2 separate regions of the Homo sapiens genome follow, and region 2 is linked to region 1. Evidence: chromatin loops called from intact Hi-C (ENCODE). Cell type or tissue: endothelial cell of umbilical vein. All regions are shown on one strand. Each heading gives the region's core, and the rest is flanking DNA. Links, peaks and the distances in the headings are about the cores only. Region 1 holds the start of KRTAP5-1 (keratin associated protein 5-1). Region 2 has its middle 9.8 kb from the start of KRTAP5-5.

The links. Hi-C counts contacts between places; a loop is a spot of excess contacts. Peaks named below come from ENCODE experiments on the same cell type or tissue, not always from the same donor. Only the 100,000 strongest peaks of a DNase experiment are listed, where the experiment ranks them.
Region 2: a loop joins it to region 1, with 6 times the contacts of the local background. A loop is called at or near these places in 14 of 110 quality-filtered maps.

What each region holds. Positions count from the first base shown.
Region 1 is chr11:1,583,126-1,590,450 of GRCh38, forward strand. KRTAP5-1 (keratin associated protein 5-1) reads right to left here and starts at 2,158. Exons shown (of 1, transcript NM_001005922.1): 1 at 1,217-2,158. The coding sequence starts at 2,124. The coding sequence ends at 1,288. The region is part of intron 1 of KRTAP5-AS1 (KRTAP5-1/KRTAP5-2 antisense RNA 1); the gene reads left to right. In endothelial cell of umbilical vein, for the core only: no CTCF peak of the experiment used is centred there; no DNase peak of the experiment used is centred there.
Region 2 is chr11:1,635,949-1,643,273 of GRCh38, forward strand. No RefSeq gene overlaps it. Among named protein-coding and RNA genes, the nearest start is that of KRTAP5-5, 9.8 kb to the left of the region's middle. In endothelial cell of umbilical vein, for the core only: a CTCF peak has its summit at 4,337 (motif pointing right); a DNase peak (open chromatin) is centred at 3,293.

The DNA.
Region 1 (7,325 bases), core at 1,313-6,312:
TTTATTTTACCATCTGAGTTCTGTAATTAATGTGGCCTTCTCTGGTTGCTGCAATGGGATTGCTGACCTTCCATATACATCCCCTCTGGAATGTCATATTTGCATTCTTCTGGCTTTTTTTGTTTGTTTTTTGTTTTTTTTGAGACGGAATCTTGCTCTGTAGCCCAGGCTGGAGTGCAGTGGCGCGATCTCGGCTCACTGCAGCCTCCGCCTCCCGGGTTCACACCATTCTCCTGCCTCAGTCTCCTGAGTAGCTGGGACTACAGGCGCCTGCCACCATGCCCGGCTAAATTTTTGTATTTTTAGTAGAGAGGGGGGTTTCACCGTGTTAGCCAGGATGGTCTCAATCTCCTGACCTGGTGATCCGCCCCCCTCGGCCTCCCAAAGTGCTGGGATTACAGGCATGAGCCACCGCACCTGGCCGCCGGCATCTTTAATTCAGACTGCCAGCTTCCAGAACCCTGAGAAATACACTTCTGTTGTACATGCCAGTCCATGGTGTTCTGTTACATCAGCCCAAAGAGAATAAGACCGCGTGGTAACAGGCCATGATGACCCCCTAGTGATTGCTTTTGCCTGATCAAGGCAAGGCACCCCCGCCCTGAGCCAGATGCTGAGAGGGTGTGGTAGAGGCTGCACGGCAAGGGGCTGAGCCAGGTGGCTGCTGGTGCTCCTGCCTCTGACCGCCACCATGTATCCAGGATCCCTGCTGGCCAGGGCGCCCACCTGCCTGCTCCGGTTTGGTTCAGGGCCGGTGTGTGTGTGTGTGTGTGTGTGTGTGTGTGTGTGTGTGGTTCCCAGGGGACCCAGTGTAGCCACAGATGCCCCCCACCTGCCTCGAGAGGGAAATAAACATAAATATACCAAGACAGCTATGGGGTGCTGGGGTGAGCGGTTTATTGGATGTTTAAAGGACAGAGATCTGAACTCCTAGTGACTGCAGAGTGAGCAAGCACCCTGGGCTGTCCTGCAGGGCTGTCCGTGCTGGATGTGGTGCCAGCAGGCAGGGCTTGCGGATAGGCATTTGCTGCAGGTGGCTGGGGCGGTGGGGGGCTGGTCTCCAGATGCCTGGAAGGGAGGCCTTGAAAGTCATTCTTCTTGGATGCATGGGCCCATGGCATTTCTTGGTAGAAGGTCAAAGAGAAGTGTTCATGCTTGGCAAGGCAGGAGGGTGGGAGATAGGGTAGTGGGTGGGGAAGGAGAGTCTGGCTCACTGGGTGCCAGGAAAAGGAGGTAAAGGCTGGGCAGGAATGCCTGGCCATGGTAAGAGTCCTGCAAAGCCAGAAATCAGATCTTGCACTGGCAGCACACGGGGACACAGCAACTGGACTGGGAGCAGCAGGGCTTGCAGCAGCTGGATTGGCAACAGGATGACCCACAGCCTGAGGAACAGCAGCAGGGCTTACAGCAACTGCACTGGGAGCAGGATGACCCGCAGCCTCCCTTAGACCCCGCGCAAGAGCCACAACTGGAACAGGAACAGCAACACACGGGCACACCGCAGCCGGAGCCACAGCCCCCACAGCCGGAGCCACAACCCCCCTTGGATCCCCCACAAGAACCGCAGCCCCCCTTGCAGCCTCCACAGGAGCCACAGCCCCCCTTGGAGCCCCCACAAGAACCACAGGCCCCCTTGGAGCACCCACAGGAGCCACAGCCCCCTTTGCCACAGCTGGAGCAGGAACAAGCTGGCACACAGCAGCACATGGGCTTGCAGCAGCAGACAGGCACACAGCAGCTGGAGCCACATCCCCCACAGCCGGAACCACAGCCACCCTTGGATCCCCCACAAGAGCCACAGCCCCCCTTGGAGCCCCCACAGGAGCCACAACCCCCCTTGGATCCCCCACAAGAGCCACAGCCCCCCTTGCAGCCTCCACAGGAGCCACAGCCCCCCTTGGAGCCCCCAGAAGAGCCACAGCCCCCTTTGCCACAGCTGGAGCAGGAACAGGTTGGCACACGGCAGCACACGGGCTTGCAGCAGCAGACGGGCACACAGCAGCTGGAGCCAGAACCTCCACAGCCAGAGCCACAGCCCCCACAGCCGGAGCCACAGCCCCCACAGCCGGAGCCACAGCCCCCACAGCTGGAGCCACAGCCTCCGGAGCAGCCGCAACAGCCCATGGTTCTGGTGGATTGAGGGTGGAGCAGGTAGAGGAGCAGGTGAGAGGGAGGTGCAGGTGTGGAGCTCCCTGAGCCTGGACCCTTTATATCCCTGCCCAGGGTCATGTGTGAGGCTGGGCACACATTTCCTGGTTCCTGTTTGTGCCATTTTTAGGGCCCCTTTTTCTTGTTTCCTCTAGAAATCCGCCCCTTGGTGTATGGGCTGCTCAGTGGGCTGCTGCTCTCTTGCTGAATCTGTGTCCAGACTTAATGGAGGCCCCCAAGGGTCTAGCCTCTCCCTGTTGACTCCAGAGTCACACTGGATTTACAAAAGCATCTATTTTAGGCTGGGCATGGTGGCTCACACCTGTAATCTCAGCACTTTGGGAGGCCTAGGCAGGTGGATCACTTGAGGTGAGGGGTTGGAGACCAGCCTGGCCAAAATGGTGAAATCTCGTGTCTACTAAAAACACAAAAATTAACTGGGTGTGGTGGCTCACATCTGTAATCCCAGCACTTTGGGAGGCCGAGGCAGGTGGATCATTTGAGGTCAGGAGTTGGAGACCAGCCTGCCCAACATGGCAAAACCCCATCTCTACTAAAAATACAAAAATTAGCCAGGCATGGTGGTGCATGCTTGTAACTCCAGCTACTTGGGAGGCTGAGGCAGGAGAATGGCTTGAACCCAGAGGTGAAGGTTGCAGTGAGCAGAGATCACACCACTGCACTCTAGTGTGGGCAACAGAGCGGGACTCTGTCTCAAAAAAAAAAAAAAAGTGATCTATTTTAGTTGAACGATGGTATAAAGAGTAATATATTTAAAAAATGTAAAAAAAAACCCTACTCAACTTGGGAAAAAATGGCATAAATAAATGAAGTCTCTGTTCCTCCATCTCTCCATATTGTTTCTGTCCCACCCTAATAATTTCTTGAATTTGGAATTCACCACTCTCATGAAGGTCCTCACACTCCTACTTAATATGTATGTTCCTTTAAAAATGTTTTGTGGCCAGGCGCGGTGGCTCACACCTGTAATTTCAGCACTTTGGGAGGCTGAGGTGGGCGGATCATTTGAGTCCAGGAGTTTGAGACCAGCCTCACTAACATGGTGAAACCTCGTCTTTACTAAAAATACAAAAATTAACCAGGTATGGTGGCATGTGCCTGTAATCCCAGCTATTCGGGAGGCTGAGGCAGGAGAATCGCTTGAACCTGGGAGGCAGTGGTTGCAGTGAGCTGAAATCACGCCATTGCACTCCAGCCTGGGCAACAGAGTGAGACTCTATCTCAAAAAAAAAAAAAAAAAAAGAAAAGAAAAAAGAAAAAAAAATTTTACATGCTGAAAACTTTATGTAATGGGTATTACACTGTATTTCTCTTTCTGTAAATTGCTTTTGAAAAAAATAGGTGTTAGGCTAAAGAGATTTTCTCTAGGGATACATATGGTTTTAATTTATTTGTTTTCTCTGATTTCTAAATATACATTGACTTATCCATTTACTTGTTGATGGACCTTTTGTTTCCTTTTTGTTGCTATTTCAAGCAAGCTGCAACTTTCTTGCCCAAAACCCCTCCTGCAGGTGTGGGTGCCTGAAAGTCAGGAGGTTCTTGTTACCAAGCTGTCTTCCCAAGGGATCCCCCCAGCCAGCTGCTGTCCAACCAGCATTGCCAGAGAGCTCCTGTTTCCTGGCACCCCCACCAAAACTTGCAACTGTCAACTTACACCCTTCATGTGGGTGTGTAACACAGTGTTACACACTGTGGTTTAATATTCCCTCTTCCTGGTTACTAGCCATGCTGTGCCTCTTTCCATATGGTCACCTGTCATTAGAGTCTCGTTAATTTCACGTCCTTGGCCCACTTTACAAAATTGAGATAGTTATTATTATTAATTTTTGAGATGGAGAGTCTTGCTCTGTCTCCCAGGCTGTAGCGCAATGGTGCGATTTCGGCTCACTGCAACCTCCGCTTTCCATGCTCGAGCAATTCTCCTGCCTCAGCCTCCCGAGTATCTGGGATTACGGGCATGTGCTACCACACCTGGCTAATTTTTGTATTTTTAGTAGAGTCAAGGTTTCACCATGTTGGTCAGGCTGGTCTTGAACTCCTGACCTCAAGTGATCCACCCACCTCGGCCTCCCAGAGTGCTGGGATTACAGGTGTGAGCCACCACACCTGGCCAAGATCATTATTATTTTTATTGGTGTCTGAAGTTCTTTGAATTTTCTGGATTCTTTTATTTTGAGATGGAGTCTTGCTCTGTTGCCAGGCTGGAGTGCAGTGGCATGGTCTCGGCTCACTGCAGCCTCTGACTCCCTGGTTTGAGCAATTCTCCTGCTTCAGTCTCCCCTGGGATTACAGGCACGTGCCACCACACCCAGCTAATTTTTGTATTTTTAGTAGAGACAGGGTTTCACCGTGTTGGCCAGGCTGGTCTCCTGACCTCATGATCCACCTGCCTCAGCCTCCCAAAGTGCTGGGATTACAGGCGAGAGCCACAGCGCCCAGCCTTTTGTTTCTTCTTCTTCTTCTTCTTCTTTTTTTTTTTTTTTTTTTTGAGACAGAGTCTCGCTCTGTTGCGCAGGCTGGAGTGCAGTGGTGTGATCTCGGCTCACTGCAACCTCTGCCTCCGAGTTCAAGCAATTCTCCTGCCTCATCCTCCTGTGTTTCTTCTTAACATAGATGTCATTTATTCTAAGTTTTTCAAATTTATTGGGATGTACTTTTCATAGTTGCCTCTGTTTTTGAAGATGGGATCTTGCTATGTTGTCCAGGCTGGGGTGCAGTGGCCGTTCACAGGCACCATCATAGCTCACTGCAGTCTCGAACTCACGCCTGGCCTCAAGTGGTCCTCAGCCTCTGAAGTAGCTGGGACTACTACAGACTACCACATTTGACTACTACAAATCCCTACCGTGTGCCACCACGCCTGGCTTAGTAGCCTGTTATTTTTAATAGCTGCTAAATTTGTCATTATTTGCTTTCTTTTCTTTCTTTTTTTTTTATGGCAGGGTCTCACTCTGTCACCCAGGCTGGAGTACAGTGGTGTGATCTCGGCTCACCACAACCTCTGCCTCCCGGGTTCAAGTAATTCTCCTGCCTTAGCCTCCCGAGTAGCTGGGATTATAGGCACCTGCTATCATGCCTGGCTAATTTTTGTATTTTTAGTAGAGATAGGGTTTTGCCATGTTGGCCAGCCTGGTCTCGAACTCCTGGCTTCAGGTGATCCACCTGCCTTGGCCTCCCACGGTGCTGGGATTACAGGCGTGAGCCACCGTGCCCAGCCTATTTGCCGTTTTTCATCCCTGCTTCAGGTTATACATGCTCTTTCTCCTGCCCGACCCTTTTTTTCCTCATTGGTTTTGCTAAATATTGTTGATTTTCTTTGTCTTTTGAAAGACCAGCTTTTGATTTTGTTGATTCTGTTTGTTGTATGTGTTAAACATTTTTATTTAGTTCTGCTCATATCTTTATTTTCTCCATTGTTCTTTTTGCACTTTCTAAACATGCGGGTGCTGGGGTGCGTGACTGTCTGCTGGACGTGGACTGTCAGGCCAGGAGGCGTGCGATAGAGAGTCACTGCCATCTGGGCTTTCTATCTGTCCCTCCTTCCTTCCCTCCCTCCCTCCCTCCCTTTTCTGCAGTCATTTTCATTCAGCTTCTTTCAGCCTTTCTGCAAGCTTCTGGGTGAGGTAACTACTGTGGGGCTGCTTTAAAAGCTCCCATATTTTGGGGTCTCTGTTCTTTACCCGATGAGCTAAGCCTGTGGGGTTTGCTGTGATTTCTGACATACGTGGGCTGCTTCCCACCACCCTTTGCATTTCACCATCCTGTGGTAGTGCTTCCTTCCCCTCTTCTTTTAGATGGAGTTTTTAAGGTTCTGTTTTTGTTTTTATTTTGTTTTGCTTTGACTGACTTAGAAGTTATATACACTATTCCTGTTTTTAGCAGCAACCTTATGCATTTCATGTGTATTTTTAAACAAATGTTGTCTACACGTGATGGCCCTCTATTCCTCCCCTGCTGAGAGTTGTGCAGGGAGCTGGGGACAGCTTCTTCCCCTGCCCAGCCCCTCCGGTGTCAGCTGTGGGAGTTTCTCCAGCGTCTTAGCTCCTCTCACATTGCTCATCATTGTTTATTTATAGTCAGTATTTGCTTAAACTTGCCACACATCCACCAACAACTCTAGGCGTGGTTCTTGCTTACACCATACTTCTTCCTTCCGGGCTCAGCTTCCTTCTTCCTGAAAACATCCTCCGGAAGTTCCCTCACAAGCATTCATCAGTAGACAGTCTGCATTTTTACATGGAGGTGGCTTGTTTCCTGCTCCTCCTGAGCATTCATCAGTAGACAGCCTGCATTTTCACATGGAGGTGGCTTGTTTCCTGCTCCTCCCGAGCATTCATCAGTAGACAGCCTGCATTTTCACATGGAGGTGGCTTGTTTCCTGCTCCTCCCGAGCATTCATCAGTAGACAGCCTGCATTTTCACATGGAGGTGGCTTGTTTCCTGCTCCTCCCGAGCATTCATCAGTAGACAGCCTGCATTTTCACATGGAGGTGGCTTGTTTCCTGCTCCTCCCGAGCATTCATCAGTAGACAGCCTGCATTTTCACATGGAGGTGGCTTGTTTCCTGCTCCTGGGCTCAAGCCATCCTTTCTCCTCAGCCTCCCCAGCAGCTGGGATGACAAAGGCACACCATCACACTCAGCTAATTTTAATTTCTGTGTAGAGATGGGGTCTCTCTAAGTTGCCCAAGCTGGTCTAGAGTTCCTTGGCTCAAGCAACCCTCCCACCTTGGCCTCCCAAAGTGCTGGGATTACAGACGTGAGCCACTATGCCTGGCCTGCCCTCACTTTTGAATAATGCTTTGGTTGGCACAAAATTCCTCAGTGCTTGAAAGGTGTCACTGGCGGCTGTTTCGTCTGTTGCTGCTGTCACTTTCTCTGCCCCTCCGCTGGAGTCCCCAGCCTTCTGAGTCTGCTGTGGAAGCTGGAGTCTCTGGCCTTCTGTGTCCGCTGTGAAAGCTGGAGTCCTGGTCTTCCGTGTCTACTGTGGAAGCTGGAGCTGCCTGGCCTTCTGTGTCTGCTGTGCAGGCTGGAGTCCCTGGCCTTCCATGTCTGCTGTGGAAGCTGGCTTGCACATTTGGTTCTCCCACCTGCTTCATGCCATGTCCTTCCTGGACCGAGGGTTCCAGTTTCAACCTTGGGAGACTCTCCCTG
Region 2 (7,325 bases), core at 1,588-6,587, 53 kb after region 1:
AGAAAAAAAAAATCTAAAAGAAAACAAAGCAAAGCCCCGATACATGCAGTGATGGAAAGTATCAGAAGCACGTTGTAGGGACACGTGAGCCAAAAGAAAGCGCTCCTGGGGGTTACAAATAGAACAATTCGATCAACACAATAAATAGAGAGAGTAGCATTGACTCTAACCCGAACTGTAAAATAGATATCCATGAACATGACTGATAGAAATAAGTGATTTAGTAAATAAATAAAGGAGGATCACTTGAACTCGGGAGGCAGAGGTTACAGTGAGCCGAGATCGCACCACTGCACTCTAGCCTGGGCAATAGAGCGAGACTCCGTCTCCAAAAGAAGTAAATAAATAAAAGTAAATAAATAAATGGGAGTGGATAGGCAAGTCCCCCATGCAGAAGAGTTCCCACTAATTCTGTGTAGCCCTCACCCCTTAAGTGCAGGCAGCACTGGGACCTCCTTCTGAGAATGCAGCACGGGACAGGGGAATTCAGGAGCATCTTTCCGTGGGGAATCCTGAAAGACACAAACACAGCCAGGAGACGGGGGCAGCATAGCCCGCGAGGCACGACGAGCCATGCCAACAGGACAGGCCCTCAGCATGGGGTGACGAGAAGGGCATCTCCCTCTGTGCTCTTCCTTCCCACATCCACAGCCCCGTCTAATCGTGAAAACACCAGACAGATCCTAATAAGGGACACCCTACAAACACCTGAGCAGTCCTCTGAACCCTCCAGGTCACCACCAACAAGGAGAGCCTGGGAAACGGTCACCGCCCAGAGGAGCCCAGGGAGACGGACAAGGGAATGTCACGTGGGACCCTGGGTGGGGCCCTGGGACAGAAACGGACCAGCACGTAAATGCTAATGAGAGAAGAACAAAGTGTGGACTTTAGTTAATAATAATGTATCAATATTGGTTCTCTATTTTATTTTATTTTAATTTTTTTTTTGAGATGGAGTCTCGCTCTGTCACCCAGGCTAGAGTACAGTGGCGTGATCTCGGCTCACTGCAACATCTGTCTCTCAGGTTCAAGCAGTTCTCCTCCTTCAGCCTGCTGCATAGTTGGGATTACAGGGGTCCACCACCACGCCTGGCTAATTTTTGTATTTTTAGTAGAGACGGGGTTTTGCCATGTTGGCCAGGCTGGTCTCGAACTCTTGACCTCAAGTGATCCGCCTGCTTCAGCCTCCCAAAGTGCTGGGATAACAGGCGTGAGCCACCGTACTTGGTCATTATTTAGTTTTTAGTTTAGTTTAGTTTAGTTTTTTCTTCAGACAGAGTCTTGTTCTGTGGCCCAGGCAGGAGTGCAGTGGTATGATCTCAGTTCACTGCAACCTCCACCTCTTGGGTTCAAGCGATTCTCCTGCCTTAGCCTCCTGAGTAGCTGGGATTACAGGCGCCAGCCACGACGTCCAGCTAATTTTTGTATTTTAGTAGAGACAGGGTTTCACCATGTTGGCCAGGCTGGTCTCCAACTCCTGACCTCAAGTGATCCTTCCGCCTCAGGCTCCCAAAGTGCTGGGATTACAGGTGTGAGCTACCACGCCTGGCCCAATATTGGTTCTCTAATTGTAAGAAACATACCATACTGAAGTAAGATACTAATAATGGGGGAAGCTGGGTGTAAGGTGTATGGAAACTTGCTTTGCAATTTTTCTGTAAATCTAAAACAATTCCAAAAATAAAGCTTATTAAAAAATAATTTAGACTCCCATGAAACTGATTTCTTTGAAGAATTAATTTTTTTAAAAAAAATTTCTCCACAAGAATCACCAGGTCTACATGCGCTGACATTTATCATTTAAAACAATTTATCAGAAACTAATCCTAATGTTGTCACAGCCTGTAAGATACCTTTACTGCTCCAATAACAGCTGTATCAGCACAAAGATTCTTCTCAAAGGTCATCAAAAATTATTTGAGATCTTGCATTTGCCAAAAAAGACTGAAATAACTTTCAGTTATGTCAAAACCGAAAATGAAATTTCTGAAGTATCCATTTTGATGATCTAATAAATGAATTTGCAGAAAAAATTGGAAAAATCATAAACATCCTATTAATAAAATATTATTTATTATATAAAATTCTGAATCCAAAAATTATTGTTTTGTAGTTTGTAAATTGGTGTTGTTACTTGGCACCACTATCACCCCTATTTATTGTGTAAGTGATAAAATCATTCCTAAAGGGGAAAGCTTTCACTGTGGTTTTTTGCTGCTTTTTTTTTGTCCCAAGACAGAGTCTTGCTATTTCCCCCAGGCTGGAGTGCACTGGCACAATCTTGGCTCACGGCAACTTCCACCTCCTAGGTTCAAGCAATTCTCCTGCCTCAGTGTCCGGAATAGCTGGGATTACAGGCACACGCCACCACCCCTGATTAATTTTTGTATTTTTGGTAGAGACAGGGTTTCACCATTTTGGCTAGGCTGGTCTCGAACTCCTGACCTCGTGATCTGCCCACCTCAGCCTCCTAAAGTGCTGGGGTTACAGGTGTGAGCCACCACACCCAGCCTTTTGCTACCTTTTGAACCAGGAGTCCCACCATTTCTGTGTCTGGCCTATCTCTCTCCCTCTCCAGGGCCCAGCTCCTCGGACCCCTCCCGGGTCCTCACCTGACCCTGCCACACTCTCGCCCCCGACCCTGGGCTGGGCTCCACCACAGGCTGCTGACAAATAAACAAGAGATTGGCAAATCAGACCCAGCATCAGATTTGCACAATGATGCATCGTGGCAACGAAGGGTTGACATCAAGAAAGCAAATGTGCCTGATATTGTAAATAATACCAGACATAAATGAGGCTGCATGTGGTGGCTCATGCTTGTAATCCCAGCACTTTGGGAGGCTGAGGCAGGTGGATCACCTGAAGTCAAGAGTTCAAGACAAGCCTGGCCAACATTGCAAAACCCTGTCTCTACTAAAAATACAAAAATTAGCCAGGCGTGGTGGCAGGTGCTTGTAATCCCAGCTATTCGGCAGGCTGAGGCAGGAGAACTGCTTGAACCCAGGAGGCAGAGGTTGCAGTGAGCCCAGATCACGCCATAGCACTCTAGCTTGGGCGTCTCAAGAAAAACAACAACAAAAAACCAAACCAACAATAAAACACTCACCGTAGTAATGACAGACACGGGGGAAAACATCATCTGTTTTCTCCATGTTGCGGAAAAGGTATTAATAAACCATCAATGCCTGATACAGTAACAATAGAACGGCGACAGATGGAGAAGCCCTTCATACAGTATAAACACAGGCACGCCCATAATTAGGTTTTCCTGCAAATGTGCACGTTCATATCTAAAGCGAAATCACATCTCTATTCGGCACCATGCCAGGGGCGGAAGGCGCCTGCTCTCTAAGACAATGGTTTTATAGTAACGATTGCAGCCTCCACCCAGAGAGCTTCAGGGGCCTGAGCTAGGGGCTGTGCTGAGGAGGGGGCTCCGGTCACCTGCGGTGTCTCCCCCACCCCTCCCAACGCCCAATCTCCTCCAGCTAGGCCTCCCTCTCGGACCCCGGGCCTTGCTTGAACCAAATGGTTCGACCTCTGCCTCTTCCTAAGGCTCATTCCTGAGCTGGGAAGAGAAAGTGAGGAAATTCCTTGCAGAAAAGGAGAAATCAGTCATCACCTTGTGTGTTGTGTGTGAGGCTCTCCCAGCCCGTGGAGGCGGGACCTTTTATTCCCTCGATTTGAAAGGCACCAAACGCAGATTCTCTGCATGTCCAAACTTTTTTACAAATGGAAGAAGAATGCATAAGAGCGTAAAGCATAGCTTGCACCCCAATACACTTTTGGCTTCTTGGGTTTGGGCCGTCTCGATCTGAGCTTGCACCCTGCTCTTCATTTCCTTCTTTTCCCCAAGCTGGGGGGCACCAGGCTGCAGCCGTGGTCATCGTCCCAGTGTGAACCCCCGAGGCCTGCACAGCTGCAACCATTTTCTTTGTACTTAAACACAAACGTTTATGTTCGCCAGCGCCCGTGTAAACTAGCAGCTCCCTCTTTCCGTCTCCTTGCTTGCGTTCCTTCGACGTGTCACCTCACAGACGCCCCTTCACTGTGTCACCTCACAGACACCCCTTTGCTGTGTCCATCCCTCCCCAGAAGGTTGGAGCCCTGAGAACAGGTGTACCTGGTTTTGGTCATTGTTCTACCCTCTGGTTCAATGACAGTGCCAGGCACATAGTGCACACACAGTAAATATTTGCCAAATACGTGCAGGGCTCCAAGCCATCCTGAGCAGCTCTGGGCAGAGGGGCTGAAAGTCTCACCTTTCCCTCCCGGGTTTCAGGGAAGAGCCCAGTCTGGGAAGACAGGAAGCCGGCTTGACTCAGCAGGGCCGCCAGGGGGCACTGTGGCAAGACGGCGGGAGAGCCGTGTGCCCAGGGTTGCAGGTTCTGGAGCCCAGAGGTGGCCCAAGGCGCCAGGTGTCTGGCAAACTCCAACCGCGGATGCAGGCGACAGCCCCAGTCTCCAAAGATTGAGTGGCTGCCACTGGCTTTAGGATAAAAATGAAGCGGGACCCTTAAAAACACCCAAACATGGTAGAAATACGTGAACTGGACGGGATGCACGTTGCGTTTTGCATTTTGCTTTATAGCCTGCAGCAGAGCAATGCAGAGGGCTCCAGGCTCAAACAGGCTCCGTCCTGGTGTGTTTGGAACTCGGGGAGCAGAGGAGGGCTGCAGGGGGAAGAGGGCATCGGGAGAAACTCTTAAAGGGAGGGTCTTCCCGTGCTGTGCACAGCCCTTAGTCCTGTGCCAGCGGTGGGCAGCTTTCATCTCGCATGGAGCCCCCCCCGGCCCTAGCTCCCCTGCAGTGCCCAGTGCAGCCCTGGCATCCCGCCGGGCTCCCCCACCGGCCCGGGCCACTTCCATCTTCCCACAGGAGTGGGAGCCTCAGGGAAGGGGCTTCTCGGAACTTCGCCCACTGTCGTCCCTCTCGCTGGACCTGCAGCTTGGGCCCTGCGTGTCTTCTTATCCAGAGCTATTTCTTAGTTCCTCAGCCCTCTGCTTGTGGTTAATAATGTTTCTATTTCCTGAAACTTTTCTTTAATGGATTGATTGAGGCCTGTAGCCATCTCATTTTCCTGGGGAGTTGGTCACGCGTGGGGGAGTCCCAGACACGTGGAAAGTGGCTGTAGTAACTCCTGCCGGTACCTGGGGAAGTGGGGAAGAACTGCCATGCTCAGAACCGTCCCTGGCCACTCCCGAGCACCCTCAGCCTTCACCTGCCTCTTGACCCTGGCGTCTCTGTCCAGCCAGAGCCCCAGGAGCTGCCTGTGGTTGAAAGGTTGGGCTACGACTCACCACGTGGCCACACACACCACGGGCACCGCGGGGTCGCAGGAGGAGCGTCAGGAAGACCCTCTGTAGGACTGGGCTGTGGCTGGGTGGTTGGGGGTCACCCCGGGTTGGAGGCTGTCAGAAAGCTGGAGCCCGCATGACCAGCTGGCAAAAGTCTGACCCCAGGCAAGGCCCAGCTCCTGTTAGCAGAGAGAAGGGGAGGTTTGGCATTTCATGGCTGGCACCGGGATCTTGATTTGTCCGTGTTTAGATGAAATTATGAAAGGGCCTCGTTCTGTCTCATCTCATCCCAGCCTTGAAGTTGTCTGAACTTGTTTTCAGCTGGAATGCAGGCAAACAAACCACTTCCAGCCCAGACCACCTCCACTCCCAGACCACCTCCACCCGAGACCACCCCACCCCATACCACCTCCAACACCAGACCACCTCCACTTGAGACCACCTCCAACCTCAGACCATCACACCCCAGACCACCTCCACCCCAGACCACCTCCACCCCAGACCACCCTACCCCAGACCACCTCCACCCCAGACTACCTTCACCCCAGACAACCTCACCCCCAGGCCACCGCACCCCAGACCACTTGCACCCGAGACCACCCCACCTCAGGCCACCTCCACCGCAGATGTCCTCCACCCCTAGATCACCCATCCCCAGACCACCCCCACCCTCAGACCATCCCACCCCAGACCACTTCCACCCCAGACCACTCCACCCCAGACCATCTCCACCCCAGACCACCTCCACCCGAGACCACCTCCACCCCATACCATCTCCAACACCAGACCACCTCCAACCAAACCACCTCCACCCCAGCCCATCCCACCCCAGACCACTCCACCCCAAACCACCTCCACCCGAGACCACCCCACCCCATACCATCTCCAACACCAGACCACCTCCAACCTCAGACCATCCCACCCCAGACCACCTCCAACCAAACCACCTCCACCCCAGCCCATCCCACCCAAGACCACTCCACCCCAGACCACCCCACCCCAAACCACCTCCACCCCAGACCACCTCCAACCAAACCACCTCCACCCCAGCCCATCCCACCCCAGACCACCTCCACCCCAGACCACCTCCACCCCAGACCACCCTTACCTGATGGAGGTTTTGGGGCTCTGGAAAGCTGCCTTCAAAGTTCTCTCCAGCCTGGGCCCCCTGGCCCGCCCCCTCCACTGGCGTTTACCCACTGCTGCCTCTCGCTCCCCACCGGGACCGAGGACCTGGCCTCCGCTCCGCAGCTGGGGAGGGGTCTTCCTTAGGGCACTGGCAGGAGGCCCGGGGTCTGTCCTGGCTCTTCCCTGGTTGTTCCTCATGGATCAGATAATTCTCTCCTGCTTCTTCCCCGACACGAAGCAATAGGCTCATATCCAGCAGCTCAGAGGCACGGTGGGGGGTAGGGGGTTGAGGGGTGTCTCGCACCCCTGGGCCCAGGTTTCAGAGAGGCAGAATCTGCCACTGCGGCTGTGCCCACGTCCACCCTGACCCCGACCCTGACCCTGGGCATGAACCGGCAGCAACTCGCTCTCAGGAGGGTGGGGACCGCCGGGACGGACCTGTTCCCTCCTTCCCTCCCTCCCAGGGGAGCTGAGGCAGCACCCTGGACCCCCGAGCTGGGGGTCGGCAGCGCCGTGACCCCATCTGCCCCATTTACCATGGGCTGCAAGATGGGGCTCCTCCTGGGGTCCTCCACGTGTGTTTCTGGGGCAGCACATCACCGGAGTCCAGGACAGGCTGGGGAGGCACCAGTAGCCCCAGCACCCTTGCTGCAGGCAGGGCAACCGCTGAGACTCCAGGGGCTGCACCACTGCCCTGTGGCCGGGCCCCTCCCCTCCTTCTCCAGGTCCCTCCAAAAGTGCTGGGGATGGGCACGGGGGAAGTGACAGGACTCCTGGCTCTCCCTTCAGTGGCTGAGGACCCCCAGTGCCCACAGGTTCAGAGAGGGAGGTCTGGCGGGCGCTGCGGGGCAGCCCCGACCTGGCACCCAGGAGAGGAGCCCCTTCCGCGTTTCGACG